Linked DNA regions of Mus musculus: region 2 is linked to region 1. The links are chromatin loops, found by intact Hi-C in ENCODE. Cell type or tissue: left cerebral cortex. All regions are shown on one strand. Links, peaks and the distances in the headings refer to the core of each region. The heading gives the core; the rest is flanking DNA. Region 1 has its middle 4.3 kb from the start of Zfp607b. Region 2 holds the start of Sertad1 (SERTA domain containing 1).

Evidence for each region. A loop is a pair of places that touch in the nucleus more often than their neighbours do. Peaks named below come from ENCODE experiments on the same cell type or tissue, not always from the same donor. Only the 100,000 strongest peaks of a DNase experiment are listed, where the experiment ranks them.
Region 2: a loop joins it to region 1, with 2.3 times the contacts of the local background. A loop is called at or near these places in 1 of 42 quality-filtered maps.

What each region holds. Positions count from the first base shown.
Region 1 is chr7:27,680,907-27,689,232 of GRCm38, reverse strand. It overlaps a transcript of Zfp607b not described here. Among named protein-coding and RNA genes, the nearest start is that of Zfp607b, 4.3 kb to the left of the region's middle. In left cerebral cortex, for the core only: CTCF peaks have their summits at 3,324 (motif pointing right) and 4,134 (motif pointing left); DNase peaks (open chromatin) are centred at 3,381 and 5,814; H3K4me3 peaks cover 789 bases; H3K27ac peaks cover 497 bases.
Region 2 is chr7:27,482,959-27,491,284 of GRCm38, reverse strand. Sertad1 (SERTA domain containing 1) reads right to left here and starts at 4,332. Exons shown (of 2, transcript NM_018820.4): 1 at 4,207-4,332; 2 at 971-2,032. The coding sequence starts at 2,029. The coding sequence ends at 1,319. It overlaps Gm38972 (a long non-coding RNA gene), which reads left to right and starts at 4,325. Exons shown (of 5, transcript XR_881906.2): 1 at 4,325-4,560; 2 at 6,870-6,992; 3 at 7,251-7,366. In left cerebral cortex, for the core only: CTCF peaks have their summits at 3,593 and 3,798 (motif pointing left); DNase peaks (open chromatin) are centred at 835, 3,143, 3,402, 4,367 and 2 more places; H3K4me3 peaks cover 3,049 bases; H3K27ac peaks cover 3,536 bases.

The sequences.
Region 1 (8,326 bases), core at 32-8,031:
CTCTCTCTCTCTCTCTCTCTCTCTCTCTCTCTCTCTCTCTCTCTCTCTCTCTCTCTCTCTCTCTCTCTGTGTGTGTGTGTACTTCCGGGTTCTGTGAGTAACTGGGTTTCACCCCTGTGGAGAAGACAGGTGAGCCTAAGTTTTAAACGCAGGCTAGGAAGTAAAATTGGATCGAGATGTAATTGAATACGCTTTGCCTGAGACCCACTGCAGGGTTCCACCTCGCTGTGCTCTGGTGGGACTTTGTCAGTGTTCTGGGTTTTTCTGAACGATCAAAGAAAGAGGGACACTGCAGAATGAATTTAGGCTTCCCAGAAGCAGAGGGATCCATTCTGGTGAGCTGAACTAAACGGCTAACAGCTTCGCAGGAGGGCTTTTGTGATTGTTACACAAAGGACCTTTTAGCAAGTCAATTCCCGCATACCCAAATCTCATATCAGATCTCAACGAACCATAAGGTAAGTAAACAGAATCATAAAAATTCCAAGTTAAAAAAAAAAGAAGAAGAATTCCAGGTTTGCCGGGAAGACAGCTTATGGGAGTCTGAACTTTTCTTCACAGCAACCAGAAGCCACAGTATACACCAGCTTCAAACACCTTGTTCCCAGCCCCCATTTGCCTAAGATGGCATATCAAATCTTCAGTATGCGCCTGTCCTGCTGAGGAAGTTGTTGAACATGTCCCGTTACACAGCGGCATTGTGGCTGTCCCTTAGTCTGCTCAGGACACCCGATGAAGAACCCTCTTTAGCGCTCAGATTTCACATCCTCGGTTGGACCAATAGGCCATCTACAGAGCCAGATCTATGGGGAAACCGTGCATCTGAAACCCACTATACAGACAGTGCTGTGGCCACAAAGGCACCGGCTGCTGCAGTCGGGAGCTCACGGAAGTCTCCATCCCACTAAGCCCACGGGAGCACCTGAGTTTGAGATGAACTGTGGTCAGAATGGTTTTGTGCCCCGTGGAAAGGTTATCCTTGGGGTTTTCAAATGGTCATTTCTCTGCCCTCACCTCTTGTTTCTATCTGAAAATGACATTGTAATACTTAGATTTTTTAAAAAAAACTCTCGTGTTTCAAGTTCTATAAACAAAATCTTACCATTTGTTCTCTGCCCTGACAATAAATGCAGATTGCCCAAAGGCTGGGCAGAGAGAAAACAGGGCAGCACGTCTCCCAGCCAGGGGGAGGAATGAGAGAGGGAGTTTCAGATCACCAGGAGGAGGAGAGGGTCTGAAAAGATGCCATGAGAAAAAAACATCTGAATCCCAAAGAACCAGATCTGTGATAATATGCAAGCAACGTGGGATGGAGCAGGTAGCCAGATTAGGATTAATAGATCAATAATTGCCCAGATTAGGATTAATAGATCAATAATTGCCCAGATTAGAATTAATAGATCAATAATTGCCCAGATTAGGATTAATAGATCAATAATTGCCCAGATTAGGATTAATAGATCAATAATTGCCCAGATTAGGATTAATAGATCAATAATTGCCCAGATTAGGATTAATAGATCAATAATTGCCCAGATTAGGATTAATAGATCAATAATTGCCCAGATTAGGATGTAATAGATCAATAATTGCCCAGATTAGGATTAATAGATCAATAATTGCCCAGTATCTGGGTGCAGCTTTGTTTCTCTGTGTGGTTACTGGGGACTAACAAAAGTTAAAAGAAATGCAACCACCAGATTACTTCACACTGTGATATAAATACATTTATATTTTAAAAATAGTTCATTTTATAATAATCGAGGACATGAGGCCCGACAGACCAGAGTGGAGTCCCTCATTCCATGTGACAAAGCCACCTTATATCTCCCCTCCAGGAGTTTGTTTTCCTAGACTTCTTCCCTGAAACTCTTAGCACCCTCTCCATGTGGGCCCCAGGTTAACAGACTCCCTCCTTACCACCTGGTGTCCAGGAATCAGAAACCCAACTACAAGCACACACTGTAGGTTACCTGACAATCACATGCCATGGGGTATCTCCCTGTAATAAGTATAAGAAGGGGCCCTCACAGTGCTGGACGGTGTTGTCCATGCCTTAATCCCTGCACTTGGGAGGCAGCATCAGGCTGATCTCTGAGTTCAAGACCAGTCTGGTCTACAGAGTGAGTTTCAACAGCCAGGGCTACACAGAGAAACCCTGTCTTGAAAAAAAATCAATCAAAGAAACAAAACAAATATGCTTCCTTCCATCTGCCTAGTGGGCCTGATTCTCCTACAGCCTCTGCCACACTGTGGTCTATCCATGGATTTAATAACCGTTCTAATCAACTCTTTGGTTGTTTTTAGAGTTTCTCTGTATAGTCACATAGACCAACCTGCCTCTGCCTCCCAAGTGCTGGGATTGAAGGCCTACACCACCACCCTTCTGCATAATAATCTTAGTTTTAAAAAGACAATCCGCTTCAGCATTGCCTTAAACAGCAAACCTGCAACTCTTTAATAATGACACTACCAGGGCAGGAGAGGTGGCTCAGCAGCTGATCCTCCAGCAGACCTGAGGAGGACCCAAGCTCAACTCCCAAGACCTATGCCAAGCAACTTACACACCATGTACCACGTTAAATTCCAGGTCCAGGGTGTCTGACGCTCACTCTCGGCTCCCAAGCACACCCGTGCTTACATGGCTAGTGCTCACATGGACTGCTGTGGAGGCTGACACAAAGAAAAATTTAAAACGCTCTAAAAATTAAACATCTTAAAAGCCTGGACTAGAGGATTTCCTTACCCTAACCCCACCTCATGGAGAGAAAGAACTACCTGCAAGGTGGACATGAGCCGAACCCTGCTCAGTGGGCCTGGGTACTCTGGTCCCATGGTATTGGTCTCTAAGGTGTGTGGAGGGTGTACCTTTAAAGATTTGACCAGTTTGTCCGGGGGAGTTCTACAATCTTCTCTGTATATTTAATGAAAGTGAAGCACACCACACCCAGTGAGCGTTTTTCAATTAAACGTTTTACACTAAAAATAGATGAGTCAGCTTTCTCCTTCCTTATGGAGGTTCTCTTGCTCTGGGGGAATCAGACACAGCACTGGGCTGCTAGGGGGAGGCTTCTCTGGGCAGAGCTGAGGCCTCTGGCCAAGAGCAGCACTGTCTTCCAGGTGTGGGAATGAGACCCTCTTATGGGATCCCTTAGAACCAGTCAAGCGGTCTGATGACTGGAGATCTGGACAATGTCTTTAAAACAGAACCACCAGATAATCTGCTCACGGGTACTTGACCCACTTAAAATGGATGAGATAAATTTTTACTGTTTTTTCATTTTTAAATCTAGAAACCTGCCATTGCACATAATGGCCACTAGGTGGCATTAGGAGTCCAAGGATAAAAGCAAAGAGAAGGGTTCATTGTTGGTCAGTAGTCCGCAAACGGATCTCCATCCCTTTACAGATATCATCAAGCAGAAGGATGGAGGTGAGGGGAGAAAAGGACAAAGAGGAGGAGATTGTCAAGGTTAGTGTTTGTCTGCGTCCCGCCCCCCCCCCCATCCCCAGAAGGGAGAAGGAAGAAGCTGGCACTGGGGACAATCAAGGTTTTGCTGTTTTTCACTGATTCTAGGACTGGAGAGCTCTGCTAGGAAGTGCCTTTGTAAGTTCAACAGGCAAATCGTGGGGACAGTGAAACAAATTAAAAACCTCCAAACAAGGTAGCTCTGCCAGTATTAAAGCAATATAAACAGGGGAGTGAGACAGTTAAGTAGATAAAGGTGCCCTGAAGCCAAGTCTGACAGCCTAAGTTCCATTCCTGGCACCACATGGAGGGGGAGAAAGCACAACCCAGGAAGTTGTCCTCTGATCACCACACATGGGGAGGAGGGATAGGATACGGAAGCGTGTGCACATGTGCATGCACACACACATACTTGTTTCTAAAAAGAGGAGCCAGACATGGCAGAACACAACCAATGGCAGTCTCAATACTCAGGAGAACTAGGCAAGAGAATCGGGAGTTTGAGGCCAGCTCGGGCTAAGTAGACTCTATCTTTTAAAAACTTCAAAGAAGGGGCTGGTGAGATGGCTCAGTGGGTAAGAGCACCCGACTGCTCTTCCAAATCCCAGCAACCACATGGTGGCTCACAACCATCCGAAGTGAGATCTGACTCCCTCTTCTGGAGTGTCTGAAGACAGTTACAGTGTACTTACATATAATCAATAAATTAAAAAAAAAAACTTCAAAGAATACTAACAACAATATTAATAACAAGTTTAAAGAAAAAATACGGAGAAACATGAAGAAACCTATGAAAAATAAGTAAGATAGCTGGGCAGTGGTGGTACATACCCTTTAACGAGCAATCAGGAGACAGAAGCAGGCACAGCCCTGAGTTTGTAGGTAAGTCTGGTCTACAGAATGAGTTCCAGGACTTCCACGGTTATATGGAGAAAAGCGAGCAAGATATATGAGGATTCACACACAGACACATGCAAATATCCTGTGTAAGCACACACGTATGCATAATGAAAAAGCACCTGTCCAGCTGAGTATGGAAGTGCCTGCAATCCCAGCATCCCAGAGTGGGGAAGACTGAAGCTGAACAGCCAGGAGTTCAGGGTCAACCTGAGATACTGGTCTCAGAAACAAAAAGAAAAAGAAGGAGGAGGAGGAGGAGGAAGAGGAGGAGAAAGAGAGAGAGAGAGAAGAGAGAGAGAGGAGAGGGAGAGAGGGAGGGAGGAAGGAAGGAAGGAAGGAAGGAAGGAAGGAAGGAAGGAAGGAGGGAAGAAAGAAAAGTGGATCTGGAGAGATGGCTGAGCATCTAAGAGGGGGCGTTGCACTCACAGAGGACCCCCAGTTTGGTTCCTAGCACTCATTGTATCACTCACAATTTTCTGTCACTTCACCTCCTGGAGAGCCTATGCTATATTCTGGAATATGTATGCAGAGACCTACACACAAATAAACATACACATAATTGAAAATAAAAGTACAGATTTTTTTTTTCTTTAAAGAGGGAGGCAGACATACACCTGCCAGGTCTGTTGGTACAGCATATGCCATTAATCCTAGGCAGATCTCTGTGAATTCAAGGTCAGTCTACTCTACAAAGTGAGTTCCAGGACAGCCAGGGATACATAGTGGGACCCTGGCTCAAAAGGAAAAGAGGAGAAGGAAGAAGGAAGGACAAACGGTAAAGGTTTCCCTGAGATTCCATTTTTCTTATCACCTAAGCCCAGAAAAAGTCCTAATGCCAGGTGACTCTGCTGGCAAAGCCACGAGGAAGGCACTCTTCATCCCCTACTCCCTGAGTCCATAGAGAGAAAGAAACACCGTGGTTGGAAGGCAGGGTTCAGAATTGGAGCACAAACTTATAAACCACCAGTGAGGACTATGGGTCTGCCTCAGTGGTAGAGCCCCTGCCTAGAATCCCCCAGTGAGGGGCTGGGGGCATGGCTCAGTGGTAGAGCCCCTGCCTAGAATCCCCCAGTGAGTGGCTGGGGGCGTGGCTCAGTGGTAGAGCCCCTACCTAGAATCTCCCAGTGAGGGGCTGGGGGCGTGGCTCAGTGGTAGAGCCCCTGCCTAGAATCTCCCAGTGAGGGGCTGGGGGCGTGGCTCAGTGGTAGAGCCCCTGCCTAGAATCCCCCAGTGAGGGGCTGGGGGTGTGGCTCAGTGGTAGATCCCCTGTCTAGAATCCCCCAGTGAGGGGCTGGGGGTGTGGCATGAACAGATCTTGAGTTCCTTCCCTTGCACAAATGCATGAGAGGAGAGGAATCTGAGGATACTGTGAGGGAAGTCAGTCCCTACTTAAATTGGTGGAGAGAAGAGTTGAGGCTGGGTGAGCTAACAGGGAGGAATGTTTGGGTGGCTGGCAAATCCTATTTTTAGCTTGGCCCGTCGTTCTAAGTGGTTCACCTTAAAATAAAACAATTTGGGTTTTTGCTGAATTTCAGGAATTTCTATTTTAAGAACTTCCTGGGTTTGCTTTAGCAAAGAAAGATAGTGCTTAACTTGGCTTTTAACTTTTATTTCTTTTGTAATTTATTCTTATTTCACTTGCAATTGTGTTTTGCCTGAATGTATGTCTGTATGGGGGGGCAGGGGTTGTCAGATCCCCTGAAACAGGAGTTAAAGAGAGTTGTGAGCAGTCATGTAGGTGCGGAGAATTGAATCTGGTCCACTGGAAGAGCAGCCAGTGCTCTTAACCACTGAGCCATCTCTCCAGACATGCAACTTGTGGGTTTTTTTTTCTGTTTTGGGGGGTTTAGGATTTTCGGGGGTGTCGAGACAGGGTTTCTCTGTGTAGCCCTGGCTGTCCTGGAACTCACTCTGTAGACCAGGCTGGCCTCGAACTCAGAAATCTGCCTGCTACTGCATCCCAAGTGCTGGGATTAAAGGAGTGCGCCACTACTTCCTGACAACTTGTTTGTTTTGAAATGAAGATTTTTTTTTTCTTGAGTCAGGGTCTCATACACCAGCTCACTATGTAGTCCAGGCTGGTCTGTAACTTGCAGCAAATCTCCTGCCTCAGCCTGGCAGTTCTGGGATTACAGGTGTGAGCCACTACACTTGGTAAAGGAGTTTATTCTATGTGTCCAATAGATCAGAAGCAGGGATTTGTTGCAGGGAAGCGCTCTTCACCGTCAAGCCATCTCTCCAGCCTGCAGTGTAGCTTGGAATTAAGTCATGTTTACTTTCTTGAGCTTCTCACAGTCCACCCATTTTCCCAAAGTGAATAAAATGTCATGATGTGTGTATTGCACATTCTCCTTGTCCACTCTTCCTATGACAGGCACGCCGCTGGCTCCATGATTTGACTTTTGTGAACAGTACTTACTCCTGTGTTCTATCATCCTTCACCCTCAGCATTGTTCTCTCTCTCTCTCTCTCTCTCTCTCTCTCTCTCTCTCTCTCTCTCTCTCTCTCTCTCTCTCTCTCCTTCTTTCCCCACTTCTCTATACTTATTTCTCTTTTGGCAGCGTCTCATGTATCTCAAACAAGCATCGAGCTGGCTATATAACCAAGGGTGACTTTGAACTTCTCATTCTCCTGCCTCCACCCCAGTGGGTGCTGAGACCCCCCATGCCTACTGGGAAAAATACTTTCATGCCAGAGAGGACCTTTCTCCTCCTGCTCTCCCCGCGACTCTTGCTGGTTCTTGCCTCTTCCTGTCCTCCTCCTCAGCACATCCTTCAGGGTTAACCCACCCGAGGCTCCATATTATGCAGAGTTGTCTCAGAAAGTCTGAGGTCTCCTCAGGTCACTGTCTGTCCTTAGACTCATACTCCAGTGGAAGCACATGAAACAAAGGCTGGAGGTGTGGCTTTGTGCGTGTGCTCAAAATGATCCCCAGGACCCACACAGCAGCAGAGCCCTCAGAGACTGCAGGACGCACTGCAAGGGGAACACGGACGCATCCGCTGAGATGCAGGTCTGGGCTGCTTACATCCATGGGCCCGACGAGACGAGGCTGCGATTTAGGTGTGATGTGGAGCTGGAGCTGCTCCCACGGTCCCGAGTCAAATCATAGTGCCCCATCCAGGTTAAATTAGTGTCTGAAATTACAGCCGTGGGGGCTGTGTGTGTCTGCCCTGTCTGCTGTACTGCAGCCCCACAGGCTGGGAGGCTTCCTCAGCAGGAAGGCATTCTCTCAGGCTTCTGAAGTGGACGATCGACGGGTCCTCAGGCTTGGCTGCCCCTAGAACTTCTCCTAGGGCTATAGATGGCTTTGTCACTGTTCCTTGGACAGTCTCCTTCCTGCAGAGTCTTGGCTATGTTGTGAGTTAACGGCCAGTCTAGGCTACTTTAGACTTACCCTGTCTCAAATAAAAATGTTTTTTAAAAGTTTGTGGGTGGGCTGGAGAGATGGCTCAGCAGTTAGAAGCACTGACTGCTCTTCCAGAGGTCCTGAGTTCAATTCCCAGCAACCACATGGAGGCTCACAACCATCTGTAATGGGATCCGATGTCCTCTTCTGGTGGCTGAAGACAGCTACAGTGTACTCATATACATAAGATAAATAAATAAATCTTTAAAAAAAGAACTTGAAAAAAAAACCCAAAACAAACAAGAAAGTCTGTGGGTGTCGCTTAGTGGTAAAGCCCAAGGCCCCTACTTAAATCCTTAGTGCCACAGAGACGCAGTCAGAAATAAAAGCCATAGCTTTTGCTCTTCTCATCTGAAAGCAAACATACTAAACCTTCAGGGGATGTAGTCGAACATTATGCAGGCACGTGAATATATATTAATATTTATGGTTAATATAAATAATAATAAATATAGCTTGGCATGGTGACTCATACCTTTAATCCTAGCACTGGGAGGCAGAAATAGGCCAATCATTGAGTTTGAGGCCAGTCTGATCTACAGAGGGAG
Region 2 (8,326 bases), core at 181-8,180, 200 kb after region 1:
AAAAATAAAAAGCGAGAGAGGCCCCCACACCAGACTGATCACGGTTACATCGTAGTTCCCTAACCAGTCACAAGGGGGGGCCGCAGAGCTCAGCCCGGGCTCCTTAGGTCTCAGCCTCAGCTAGGGGCCGTCGATGTCCTATGGTCTAGGCACAGGAGTCTCCAGGAGGGTTTGGGTTCAGGAGTCTGGAGGGTCCTTAACTTGGCACCAGCTAGCCTGAAGCCATGTCCATCTGTTTCTCTCGGTGGCCCGCCTCAGTCACTTCCAGAAATGGGCACAGCTTCCTCTGTTCCTCCAGGAAACCAAGCTCCGCCTACCCCTTCCAGGCCCCTGGGGCTGCGTGCAGCTCCCGCCTCTCCAGCCCCACCCCGTCCGCAGTCTTGGAGCTTCCGGCCCCTGGGGAGGCCCAGGAGTGGCCCTCTCGTGTCACAGTCCCCAGATTCTGGACCCATCCTGCCCTTTGGGTGGCAGTCATTCCCCCCCCCCCCCAACCCCGCCCCAGCTCCTCCCTCCCTGCCCTCCCCACCATCCTTCCGCTCTCGGGGCCCTGCCCTGCCCTGCCCCCACGGCCGCCAGGAAGGACGCAGCCTGGGTCCCGTGCCAGGGCTGTGAGTGTGCGGCCCCTCCCAGCCAGGCCAGGAATGCAGCTGGACCGCGGGGGCGGCCGCAGACACCCGGCTCCGGCCAGGCCCAATGCTCCGCTCAGGCAGGCAGGTGGCCCCGGCTTGCCCGGACCTGGATAGCTTCTAGATGGAAAGCCAGCTGCCTGCCCCTGAAGGTCCTGCCTTCTCTCCACTAAACTTAGTGGTTTTATTTTGAGAGACCTCCTGAAAGCTCCCACCCTTTGCTCAAAGATATCTCATACCGGGAGTGCAATTTATTCCACTATAACCGTGGGAGTGTCACGGGATTACAAGTTTGATGTTATTTTATCCTTGATCGGCACAGATGCAAAGAAGCACACACACTTGGTATTTCCCAAAGCTGGTTTTAATTTCAAAAAATTATGAGGTCTCTTCCCACACTGGGGATAATGGGATGGGATAGCCCAAACTATTATCCCAGTTCAACCCCAGCCTGGCCCAAACACCATTACTGTCACTGGGCCCTGTCATTTCACCACTCGGGGCTCATTTCCAACTCCTTCACTGGTCAAGACAGGTGGATGGATGTGAAGTTCCCAGGACTCAGTACAGTCTCTCCAAAGTGACCCTGGCTCTCCTCTGTGAGGGGACGCCACCTGTGTCGTGTCAAAGTGGGTTGGTGTCACCACCAGGCTCAACTCAGATCCAAGTCAATTCTCCCTGGGTCCTAAGGGTCAGCGCCCAGGCCCTGGTGGCCTTTCCAGTGCCTGTGTGCCTACTAGTACATCCATGAGGTAGTCCAACTCCGCCTCATCCAACTCTGGAGGCTCCTCCTTGGCTGGGCCATTCTCAGGGCCGGGCTTGAGACCCTCAGAGGCTGGTAACCAAAGTTCACTGTCGTACATGGAGGTATCGATGTCCTCAAACAGGCCCTCCAGTCCATCGTCCAGCAGACAGCCAGTGGCTGGGCCTAGCAAGTCCAAGGCACCCAGGTTGGGTGAGATCCCCCCGATGGAGCGGCCTGGAGGCCCCTCATCTGCTTGGGGTTGGGGGGCCTGGTTCAGGTCCTCAATGTGGTTGAGATCTTCCAGGAGGCTGGCCATGGAGGCTGAGAGGCCAGCATCTGAGCTAGCCAGAAGGCTGTCTGCCACAGAAGGGGCTGGGGGCTGGATGGGCTCAGGCGGCAGGACAGGTGCGGGTTCCATGGACGCCTGGATGCGCCTCAGTGTGTTCACCACAAGCACCAGGTGCCGGAGGTCCGGCTCGCTCTGCCGCAGGCTGTGGTGGAGCTTGACCACTGAGAGGTCAAAGAGGGAGCTAGAAGCCACCGTCGGCGGGGTCTGCGCCACTGCCGGGTGGCTCGGATCCAACCAGCACGAGTCCACGGAGAGGGCTTCCATCGTCTCCTCCTCCTCCCGCTTGCGCTTCAGACCTTTGCTCAGCATCCTCTGCAGGGAGGAAGGAGCCATTCAGTTATGGGAAGCCAATACTCAGTTCACACCCAGCTCTGACAACTGCTGTCTGTGGGATCCTGACCAGTCGATTAACCTCCAGGTCTAGGTTTTCTAAGCAAATTCTTATTTGTTTCTAACGGGACAGGGTCCCGTGTAACTCAGGCTGACCTGCCCCCAAACGTGCTATGTAGGCAGCTTCTGCTCTTCCCTTCTTCCCCTTCCCAGCGCTGGGATTACAGGTGTGTGCCACCATACTTGGTGTATTTGATGCTGGGGATGGAACTTCCTGGGCCTCCTGCATGTAAGGCAAACATTCTACCAACTGAGTTATATTCTCAGCGTCCTCAGTGAGCTTCTGAGATACAGACAGCATTCTGTTATAAGTTGCTACTACAGATTAGATTAAAGGAACAAAAAGCCCTTGCAACATGGTCATTAGTACTTGAAATTTTACTTTTATTTTACATTTTTGTGTTTGTGTGTGTGCGCGCATGAGCGTGCAGATGTCCAAAGAAGCCAGCTGCTGGAATCCCTGGAGCTGATTTTAAAGTAACTGTACGCCATCAGATGTGAGTACTGGGAACTGAAATCAGGTCCTTTGTAGGAACAGCAAGCTCTAAAACCACATCACTAGTTCTTATTTATAAGCACTCTTTGGTTTTGCTCTTTTGAGACAGGGCCCCACACTGTAGTCCGGGCTGACCAGCCATTCCAGGCAATCCTCCTGTCTCAGTCTCCCAAGGGGTTAGGATTACAGGTGTGTTCCATTCCTTGATTACAAATACAGCCATCTTACACAGTTCAATACAGAGTATCTGCTATGCATGGAACTCTATGGTCAAATGTACAGAAAGTGGTAGGAAGATGCCATCCTGGGAGGTAGTCAAGGCAGGTTTTTCTAAGAAAGATAAGTACATTGAAGCTGAGTCCTGCTGTTTGCACTGTAGGCTATGGAGAAGCAGGGCCAGGCTTTCCTGAAAGAGCCAAAGGAAGACAGAGAGAGGTAAACCTGAACTGGGGAGTTTAAAAAAAAAAAAAAAAAGAAGGCCACCACACACTAGGAGCAGGCGCAGAGAGTGTGACACAGTAGGAGTCCCGGTGGGGGTGGGGAGCAAGCAGGAGGAGGCGCGGGCAGGAATAGGAGGCTTGGATTTTCAGAGTGTCAGGACAGAGTCATGGAGGGTAGGGTCTAGGCAGGAAGATGAATGGTGACGTTAGTTGGCAAGGTCTCTAGAGGATCCCCGGTAGCTGCTGCCTGGGGAAAGATCGGTGGCGGGGCAGCATCATGTGTGTGTGTGTGTGTGTGTGTGTGTGTGTGTGTGTGTGTGTGTGTAGGTTTGGAGATAGAAGTGGGCCTGAACTGCCTGCCTTCCGACTGCTGTACTCACTGGGATGCTGGCCGCTTGGGTTTAAAGCCTAAGCTGTTAGTAGTCACTCAAGGAAGTAAGGGTCCCGAACTTATTGAGGAAAGAGAGAGACAAGGGAAACCCTGAAGGGCCGCGGGAGTAAGTCATTGACAGAAGTTTGAAAATCGGTACTTTCTTCCAAGAGGACTAGAGTTTGAAGCCCCTAGCCTAATCTAACGGGGGCATAAAGGCCGCAGGGTCTCAGTCCCGGGGACGCTGCCTAGACCTAGCAAGACACTAAAAATCCAGTCTTTGCCCTTTTCGCTGAAGACCCGGGAGCCGGGAACCGCAGGAATTCAGCCCCCACCCCGACTCCGCCCCCCCGAGTCCCGGCGCCCCCTAGCGGTACTCCAACCTGGGCTCCCCCGGGGACTCCGGCCCCAGTGACCCCGGGATCCTTTAGATTCCCCAGGGTACCGCCTGTCCCTCCCGGGCCACAGCGAGCCGCGACCCCCGCGGGCCGCTCAGTGAGCCCGGCCTTCCCTCGCTTCCGGAAGGCAGCGGAGGCGGCTCCTCCCGGAGCGGCGGCGGCGGGGGCGGGTGAGTCACGCAGCCGGAGCCAGGGAGCCGGCGCCTCCGCCCCCTTCTCGGGCTCCGACGTGATTCACCCAGCCCGGCCCGGGCGGGCGACACATACAGGCCCTGGGCGCTCGATCCCGGTCAGCCCCGGCCACCATCTACCTAGCTGAGGTATCGAACACCCTAAAGAACCCGGCCCCCCGTACCCCCGTCTTTCCCCACCAGGCCCCTTCATTTACATACACAGATCACTCGCGGCCAATCAGAACGAAGAGGGAGCCACACGCAGCCAATCAGGAAGCGGCTGCCGTAGCATCGCTAGCTTGTTCTGCTCCAGCAACCGACACCTGGGACGGTAGGCGCAGTTCTGACTCCGGCGCACGACTCCAGACACTCGACTATCCCTAGTTCCCGCCCACTCGCGTGGCAGCCCCGCCCTGCAGCTCAGGGATCGGCTCTCGTTGGTGGTGGTGGGCGGAGCCTGAGCGGGGCCGTTCCAGAAGGAGGGGGGAGGTTGTCCCTAAAGCGCATGCCCAGGAGGACTGCCTGAGCGAAGGGACAGCTCTGGTAGCGATTTCCCTTGTGGGGCGATGACAGGTAGGGGTTTTGTACTTTAAAAAGTACAGGCCTGTCACTTCATGTGTTATTTTAGAAAACTGTATGACTTCTGGAAGAGGACCTACTTCTTGAGAGTTACAAAATTAACAGTTTTCTCAGTAGGGCTTAGGATACTGGACTCAATACAGTGAGACAACTGGATTCTACTATGATTAAAGACGGGAGTAAGGGGGGGACGGAACGACACCAGAGTCACGTCCTGGGCATCAGTTCCGGAGGAGCTGTGTGACTTTGGGCAGCAGTTTAAGTCCCTGAAAATAATTTCCTGCGGGGCGTGGTTGTTCACACCCATAACCCCAGTATGGGAAAACTAAAGTATGGGGGATTGCTTTGAGTTTGCAGCCGGACTACTTAGTGGATTTGAATCCAGCCTGGACCTCAGAGTGAGATCCTGTCTTAAAACAAAACAAAACAAAACAAAACAAACTAGCAAAAAAAACCGACGAACTTTTTTTTTTTTTTTTTTTTTTTTTTGCGACAGTTTCACTAACTTGCCCAAGTTAGCCTGGGAAACAGAGCAACCAACCCTCCTCAGCCTGTCAGTGACTGGAACCAGAGACTTATGCCACACCTAATATTCTTTTTTTTTTTTTTTTTGGTTGTTTGGTTAGTTGGGTTTTAGTTTAGTTTTTGTGTATGTTTTTGTTTGTCTCTTTGTCTTGGTTTTGGGTTTTCGTTTATTTTGAGACAGGGTTTTTCTGGGCAACAGCCATGATTGTCCTGTAACTCAATCTATAGACCAGGCGGCCTCTAACTCAGAGATTCACTAACCTCTGCCTCCTGAGAGCTGGGGTTAAAGGCCTGCGCTCCACACCTGGCCTTCAGCTATTCTTAAAATATGTTTGGAAAGGTACAGTTTAGTGAAAGAGTGCTTGCCTCACATTTCAGCATGTTAAACACCTGCACTTGGTTACAGCACTGAAAAATAAAATAAAGTAAAATAGCCTGATGATTTACTAAGAGTAGAACATTAAGGGCTGGAGAGGTGGCTCAGTGGCTAAGAGTACTTGTTGCTCTTGCAGAGGACCAGGCTCGGCTCCTGGTTCAGGTTCAGTTCAGCACCCACATGGCAGCTCATGACTGCCTATAACTGTAGTTTTAGAAGATCCAACACCCTATTCTGACTTTCTCAGTCACTCGATACACGTACTACATAAACAGCCAAACAAGCACAAACACAAATCCAAACAGTAGAATGCTGGGCTGAGGAGGTGGCTCAGTGGGTAAAGACACTGGTGCTGCTAAGTGACAAGCTGAGTTCTGTCTCCAGGGCTACAGAGAAACCATGTGTGGAGAAACAAACAAACAAACAGTCAATCAACAAAGAGCTAGTCTGTGAAGCTGGAGAGGTGGTTAAACTGTTAAGACTACTGTCTGGTCTTCCAGAAGACATGGGTTTGATTCCTAGCACCTACATAGGAGTCCCAACAATATAATTCCAGATGCCCTATTCTGGCTTTTGTGGGTTCCAGGCACATATGTGGTACATAGGCAGACATGTAGGTAAAACACCTATGTATACAAAGTAAGATAAATCTTCATGTGGTTGCTGGGATTTGAACTCTGGACCTTCGGAAGAGCAGTCGGGTGCTCTCACCCACTGAGCCATCTCACCAGCCCCCTAAGATAAATCTTTTAGAAGATCTATTATGTAACCAATAAAGGTTCAAGCACTATCTTCTATTTAACTTTTTTTTTTTTTTTTCTGAGGCAGGGTTTCTCTGTGGAGCCCTGGCTGTCCTGGAACTCACTCTGTAGACCAGGCTGGCCTCGAACTCAGAAATCCGCTTGCCTCTGCCTCCCAAATGCTGGGATTAAAGGTGTGAGCCACCACTGCCTGGCTCTATTTAACTATTTTTATTTTATGTGCATTGGTGTTTTGCCTGCATGTATGTCTATCTATGTGAGGGTTAAGGACAGGTGTGAACTGAACCCAGATCTTCTGGGAGAGCAGTCAGTGCTCCTAACCAGTAAGCCTTCTCTTCAATCCTTAAGCCTTATCTTTCTTTAGAAAACAAACTAAACTGGGTGTGGTGGCGAATACCTTTAAACCCAGCATTTGGGAAGCAGGGATATGCAGATTTCTGTGAGTTCAAGGACAGCCTGGTCTTCAGAGTTAGTTGCAGTACAACACAGAGAAACTCTGTCTTAAAAATAAATAAATGAAATAAAAATAAAAAAAGAGAATAGTAGTTGCTTGTTGGCCTTTGGTTTAATGTGAAAAGAGGATAACAATTCTAATTGGAGTCGGGATCCTGGTAGGTAAAGGCACATAATTCTCTCCACAGTCTATTCTATGGCCTGACCAATAACAGAGGCTTAGGAAGAGCTCAGCACTCAGCATGGTGGCTGTCATGACTCCTGTCATCCCAGCATGTACAAGGCAGAGGCAAGAGAATCGGGAGTTCAAGGTTAGCGTGTGCTTTATAGCAGCACAAAGGTGTTTTTAATTAATAGTAATAAAAATAATAAAATATTTAAAAAACACAGCTGAGAGTCTGCTCACAGTTCAAGTGGCTCACTACAGACCACATACTGAACAGCTAGTGGGACCTGTGGAGATCTGAACATACTTAGCCCAGGGAGTGGCATGATTAGGAGATGTGGCCTTGTGGGAGGAAGTGTGTCACTATGGGGGTGGGCTTTGAGGCCCTTCTCTTGTTACCTAGAAGACAGGCTGCCTTTGTGTCAAGATGTAGAACTCTCAGCTCCTTCTCTAGCACTATGCCTGCCTGGATGCTGCCCTGTTCTCACCTCGATGATCCTGGACTGAACCACTGAACGGGTAAGCCAGCCCCAAGCAAATGTCCTTTATAAGAGTTGCCTCGGGGGCTGGCGAGATGGCTCAGAGGTTAAGAGCGCCGACTGCTCTTCCGAAGTTCCCGAGTTCAAATCCCAGCAACCACATGGTGGCTCACAACCATCAGTAACGAAATCTGATGCCTTCTTCTGGAGTATCTGAGGACAGCTACAGTGTACTTGCATATAATAAGTAAATAAATCTTTAAAAAAAAAAAAGAGTTGCCTCGGGCCGGGTGGTGGTGGCACACGCCTTTAATCCCAGCACTCAGGAGGCAGAGGCAGGCGGATTTCTGAGTTCAAGGCCAGCCTGGTCTACAAAGTGAGTTCCAGGACAGCCAGGGCTATACAGAGAAACCCTGTCTCGAAAAACCAGAAAAAAAAAAAAAAAAGAGTTGCCTCGGTCATGATGTCTCTTCACAGCAATGGAAACCCTAACTAAAGACAGGAGCCACCTATTTAATATACATCTATTGACTATGTCTTATGGATGGACTGTATACAACAAACATAACAACCGGTATAGGCTACATGGTCTTGTATTTCTTGGGTCAGGGGGAAAGGGCAAAGTCAAAATGGAAACTTAGCTAGGTTGACTTACCACCCAGGAAGCTAAGGCACAGTTTAAAGTAAGCTCAAACTAGACAACTAGACTCTGTTTAAAACAAACAAACAAACAAACAAGATTAATAGTGGCACATGCCTTTAATTCCAGCACTCAGAAGGCAGAGGTAGGAGGATGTCTGTGAGTTTGAGGCCAGCCTGGTCTACAAAGCTAGCTAGTTCCAGGACAGCCAGGGCTATACAGAAAAACCCTATCTCAAAAAAAAAAAAAGAAAACAACAACAACAACAAAAAACCAAAAAAAAAAAAAAAAATCGACCAAACAAACTAAAGTAACGTAGTACTAGAGAGATGGCTTAGTCATTAGTCTGGTCTCATAACC